2 separate regions of the Homo sapiens genome follow, and region 1 is linked to region 2. A link is an interaction called in ENCODE POLR2A ChIA-PET data of the cell type or tissue named here. Cell type or tissue: PC-3. All regions are shown on one strand. Each heading gives the region's core, and the rest is flanking DNA. Links, peaks and the distances in the headings are about the cores only. Region 1 has its middle 48 kb from the start of GRIP2. Region 2 overlaps CCDC174 (coiled-coil domain containing 174).

Region 1 (2,918 bases), core at 332-2,831, 67 kb before region 2:
AATGGCCTAGAACATGAGGAATAGCCATACTCCAGGAGATTATGTGGCCCTTAAAAATGACAAGTGTAAGAAATAACATCTGCGGGGGGAAAGCCTATATGAATTGCATGATAGACTGATGGCAGCCCCAGGAAACGTAAGTCTTACTGCAGCCTTATTTAAAAAGCCCAGTGCTGAGACAACCTTGATGTCCAACCATGGGGGAACAGGTAAATAAACCATGCCTGGAATGACCACTCCATGATGCATTCTGCCACTCAAGGGCTTTTAATAATCCAGGGAAATACTGATCCTGTAAAGCCAGGTGAAGAAAAAACAAAACATAAAATAATGTGTGTGGTATGACAGCAACAAAAATAAATGATAGATAAAAGACTGAAAGGAAATACACCAGAGTGGCCCTGGGGAGGGGGCAGGTGGAGGATGATTTTCATTTTCTTCTTCGTCTTTATTTTCAAAATAGTCTATATTTAACAACAATTACATGCTTAATCTGAGAAAAAGTCATTTCACTTAAGAGGATTTATTTTCTTAAAAATAGCCAGAAGCCAGAGAAATGTGTCCATATCAGTTCTGTATGGAGAAGGAGGTCCACTGCATGGCAATGTCTTTGTTTATTGATGTCGCTGTGTTTAATTATTAAAACTAGTTTAAATGTCCAACAAACATCTTATGTGGTTTTATAAAATTAGAAATGTAGAAAAAGGAGGAACCATGAAACTGGCCAACAGGAGGGCCAAGAGTCCAATCCTAGCTCAGGTACTAAGTTAGGCAAAACTTTTCTCTTTTAGGCTGAGGTGTGTGGATCACCTGAGGTCAGGAGTTCGAGACCAGCCGGGCCAACATAGTGACATAGTGAAACTCCATCTCTACTTACAATACAAAAATTAGCCAGGCATGGTGGCGGGCACCTGTAGTCCCAGCTACTAGGGAGGCTGAGGCAGGAGAATCGCTTGAACCTGGGAGGCGGAGGTTGCAGTGAGCTGAGATCATGCCACTGCACTCCAGCCTGGGCGACAGAGTGAGATGCCATCTCCAAAAAAAAAAAAAAAACAAAACAAAAAAAACCCTTCTCTTTTCTGGGTCTCAATCTTCTCATCTGCAAAATGAAGTTAACTGTCCCTGCCTCCCATTGTTTGGTAGGATTGTGGCCTCTACAGAAAGGGTTGTGCCTGTGCCCAGCACATGGTAGTAAATGCTGGGTGCGCTCTGCCCTCCAAGACCCCAGCTCAGGGTCCTTCCAACTACTATACTCCCAACAGGTAGGCAGGGCTCCTCCTCAAATCTTTTCAATCTTGCACTCCGTCTATAAAAAATGTGCATTCCTCTGCAGTGACATATACATATTATTCATAAAGTAGCCATGTATTACTATATTTGCATATCATGCACATTATACAACATACCCAAAAAGAGAAACAAATTAAACTGTGATAGAAGATAAATGTAAATGGAAGCTCTTCATATTTGTTCCCAACCTCCTCCTCAGGAGACTGTCCTGGGCATGGCTCCTGCACCCAACCTGGGAGACCGTTAGCTCTGTCTGTGAGTTCCTGGAGGGCAGAGTTCACTGAGGTCTTAGTCACTGCTCTGGTCCCAACAAACTGTTGGCACTCAGTCAAGAGTTGTTTAGTGAGCTCTGTGGTTCAGCCTGGTTTATATTAGAAGAAACAAAAGAACAGCAAAAAGCAAGTCACTCAAGCCAGAGTCTGACTCCTTGGGTGTGAGGAACCCCGGCCTCCCCTGGGACCCTGGGCCACCCTCTCTCCTTCTCTGGACACTGTCTCCCTACCTACTACCCAGGAGAGCCAAACTGAGTGGTCTCTGAGAATAGGTCCTTTCTGCTGTCCTCAGACATCAGCCTCAAGCCCCTCCCCACTCACTCAAGGTGGGTGGCCTCTCCTGGGACCCAGGTGGCCACTGATGTGTACCCTTCTGGGGTCCAGCCTCACTGTAAAATACAGCTGCACCCACCTGCCTGCCCTTCAGGACTCCCGCCGGCCCAGAGCCAGCTGCCCACAAACCCCTGGATATAAATCTTGAGGCTCAGTTCCGTCAGCACAGAAGGCAAGCAGTAAATTTAAGGCTCCAGGGTCTCTGGCAGGAAAGCTTCCTGGGAGAATTCATTTTTCACCCTAGAAAAATTACCATCCCTGGATGAGAGAGGGGAAGCATTTGCTCATTTGGTTGAAAAGTGGTTGTTTGAAGGGCCCCCCACACCTCCCACACAGGGGATTCCCCAGCAAGCTTCTAGCTGGCTCCCAGCTTCCAGGGCTATCCATCCAGGGACCTCCAAGACAGGGGCCTCATGGCGGGCCCCTCACACCCAGCCCCCCAAAACCTGCCTCCATCCCTCTCCTCCAGGCTGTGGTCTCCACCCCACTGAGCAGAGGCCTGGGGCTGAACAGAAAGCGCCTACTCACTCGGGACCTTGAACAAGCAAAACCATCTCAAGTCTTTATCCTTTTTGCAAACTCACACAAATCCTAAGTGGGAGCATAAACTGGAACAGCCTTCTTGGGGAGCCATGCAACACCAGGCACTAGACACAACCTATTTCTTTAGCTAGAGAACGGGTGCACTGGGGACGTCTTTATGTTGCTCTTTAAAAAATACAAATGTACCCATCACTCTTCGTTGTGTACAATATACCTCGTGATAAAACAGCAAAGTGTAGAAATGCATGATAGTACACAACTATTTGTCTAAAAAGGGGGAAAGATGTATTCACAGTTGCTTCTATAGGCATAGAAGAAATTTCTAGAAGGACAGTCTAGAAATGGATGATGGTAGTTGTTGCCTACCATGGGAGAGGTGGGGACTAGCAGATGGAAGACAGGGGTTGGAGAAAGGTTCTTCAAGGATGTGTTTTGAGATTTTTTTTACCTGAACAATGTGACTGAGTTCTCAGGCCAATC
Region 2 (2,918 bases), core at 327-2,826:
TGATGAAGTATCTGATTTACAAATGCCCATCCATATAAGCAGCTGTACCTGGACCATTAAAAAGGAAACTGTTGTTATATCCTTTTTTGCAGAGTAGGCAGGGGTAATTAATGTAGCTGAGGGAAAGGTACTAATATTCACCCAACTGCCCCACTCCCTATGCCTTGGCCTTCTTTCCTGTTCTTGAACCGTGTGATTCAGCCAAGCTTACGGTTTTTGAAATGGATTAAGTCAAACGTGGAGCTGTTATAATTCACCCAGTCTATTTTATTTCTAGCTGTTGAAATAATGTGTCTTTAAAGGCTCTGCTCTAAGCTTTCTCTGATCACTCTGCTCAGAAGGAAATGCTCTGTTATCTGAACTTATGTGCTACTTTCTTCCACTCTAGAGTCATTTGTTTTATTTTGTTGGTAGTATAAATTACTTTCCTTGTTACATTGTAGGCTCTTTGAGGCAGAGAGTATGTCTAATTCATGTTTATGTTCTGCTCTTCAGCGTTATTTCTACAGCATTTCACTGTAGAAATAAGTTGTGATGATGAAATGAGTGCAGTGCTAGTCAGAGAGAAGGTGCTTAATAATGCAAGTTTAATCTGAAACTAAAAGATGCAGACTTTATTAATTTATTTTGCTTTATCACTTTCTCCTTGCCTAAGGAAAGCCTCGAGTGTTGAAAGTCAGAGTAAAAATGCATTTGCAGCAGAGGTAGAATGAAACATGACTTAGCTTAATTTGTGTACTGGATTCTACATTTAAACATTTAGTTACTTAAACATTTAGTTTTTTAGCCATATTTGTCCATTTAGCGGAACTTGAAATATTCCTTTGGAAATTATAATAATTTAGCAATCCAGTCACCTGCAGGAATTTAATATTTTTGTTTACTTACTGCTTTCATTCTAGTTGGTAGATCTTAAGGCTGAACTCTTCCGAAAGCAAGAAGAATTCAAACAAGAAAAACTTCTAAAAGATTCTGGAGTTTTTGGAAAACCAAAAACAACTAACAAGGTAAAAAATAAGATCTAATTATCTCCATTGGTTCCAAACATGGGAGAATTATACCATATTTAAGTGTTTTAAAATTGTCAGTGGTATCTGTACACATAAATGTTAAGGAAAAATCTCTATCTTGTATTTAACATCTGCATGAAATGTTATTAAAATAGAAATTAGTAAGATTATATAAAAGTACATAGTAATGTGCTAATTCTTTAGCACTTCTTTTGGAAAAATGTGGATTGTTTACATTTCATAAACAGATGGAAGGTTATCTGGTTCTATAAGTGTTAGGTATCCAAATAGAGATAAACAATTAGATAATATAGGAATATAGCGGAAAATATCAGGGTGTATAAGAGCTGTGAATTTTTCCAGTTTTATAGGTAATAGTGTCTACTATTTGTATTACTAATTCTCTGTAATATGTACATTTTCATTAATCTTGATTTAGGTTGTAATCATTCAGGAGATAAAAGATAGTAGGAAGTGATTCTGCACTCAGGAAGCTCTTTAGGCTGGGCGTGGTTCCCACGCCTCTAATCCCATCTCTTTGGAAGGCCGAGGCAGGCAGATCACTTGACCCCAGGAGTTCGAGACCCGCCTGAGCAACATGGCAAAACCCCGTCTCTACAAAAAAAAATTAGTCAGGCATGGTGGTGCGCACCTGTATTCCCAGCTACTTGGGAAGCTGAGGTGGGAGGATCACTTGAGCCCAGGATGTTGAGGCTGCAGTGAGCTGAGATCGCACCACCACACTCCAGCCTGGGTGACAGAGTGAGATCCTGTCTCAAAGAAAAAAAAAAAAGTTATTTATATAATTGAGGGCTCTTTTTTTAGCTCCTGCTTGCCATGTATAGTCAGTATCTTTGTAGGACACAGCTTATCTAGTTATCTCCATTGATTCATAAGAACTCATGATCTCCTTTGTTTTTTTTTTTCCTGATGCACAAGTAGAGATTTTTTGGCAATCATGTGGTTCTGTTTTGTCTTCTAAAATTATTCTCCAGAAACCAAGTATCTGGAGCAAACAGAATGTAGGCGTTTCAAATCGAGCTGAGAAGGATGCTGAACAGAAGATTGAAGAACAGAAGACTTTAGACAAAGCAAGGTAAAGTTATAAGCTCTGGTAAATATAGTTAGCTTTGAGGCTACCCAGGCAGAGAAATGGAAGTTCAAATTTTGTCCTTTTTGATTTACAAATTTTATTTTTAACATCCTTCTAGCCCAATGCTCTAAGTACTCTAAAAATAATATAATTTGCAGATATATCTGTAGTCTTATAAAAAGGTAAAACATAGTCACAGTTTATAAGATGAAACATTCTTGCTGTCAGCCTTTGTTAGACACTAAGATTATCAATACATTTTTAAGAGGTTTTCCCATGGTGTGGGCTAGGTGGGATGACACTAGAATTTAGAAACCCTAAACTTCCCCCCCACCTTTTATTTTGAAAAACTTCAAGGGTACATAGAACATTCTAATATTCTTCACCTAAATTCCCCAGTTAACATCTTGTCACATGTGCTTTCCCTCTCTCTCTCTTACACACACACACGCGTGTGTAGAGAGACTTTAAGCTTCATACTTTCCCTGTAAGTCGTTCAGCCTATATCTTCTGAGAACAAGGACATTTTCCTACATAACCACAATACCGCTATCAAACCCAAGAAATTTAACACTGATAAATTAGTATTATCTATTTTGTGGTCCATATTCAGATTTCACCAGTTATCCCAGTACAATTATGTATTTTATAGATTTAAAAAAAAATCCAGGATTCAAAGATTACCCATTGTTTGTAGTTGTCAAATCTGTTTAGTCTTCTTTAATCTAGAACTGTTCCCTTGCCTTTTGGTTGTCTGTTATGCCATTAACGTTTTTAAAGGGTCCAGGCCAGTTATTTCTGCAGTGTCCCACAAC

The links. ChIA-PET counts read pairs that join two places held together with the same protein. Peaks named below come from ENCODE experiments on the same cell type or tissue, not always from the same donor. Only the 100,000 strongest peaks of a DNase experiment are listed, where the experiment ranks them.
Region 1: POLR2A ChIA-PET joins it to region 2 with 6 read pairs; 4 of 35 experiments call an interaction of 5 or more read pairs at or near these places.

What each region holds. Positions count from the first base shown.
Region 1 is chr3:14,586,603-14,589,520 of GRCh38, forward strand. It overlaps a transcript of GRIP2 not described here. Among named protein-coding and RNA genes, the nearest start is that of GRIP2, 48 kb to the left of the region's middle. In PC-3, for the core only: no CTCF peak of the experiment used is centred there; a DNase peak (open chromatin) is centred at 1,589; H3K27ac peaks cover 1,020 bases.
Region 2 is chr3:14,653,524-14,656,441 of GRCh38, forward strand. It overlaps CCDC174 (coiled-coil domain containing 174), which reads left to right. Exons shown (of 11, transcript NM_016474.5): 2 at 903-1,007; 3 at 2,006-2,106. Among named protein-coding and RNA genes, the nearest start is that of CCDC174, 3.2 kb to the left of the region's middle. In PC-3, for the core only: no CTCF peak of the experiment used is centred there; no DNase peak of the experiment used is centred there; H3K4me3 peaks cover 360 bases.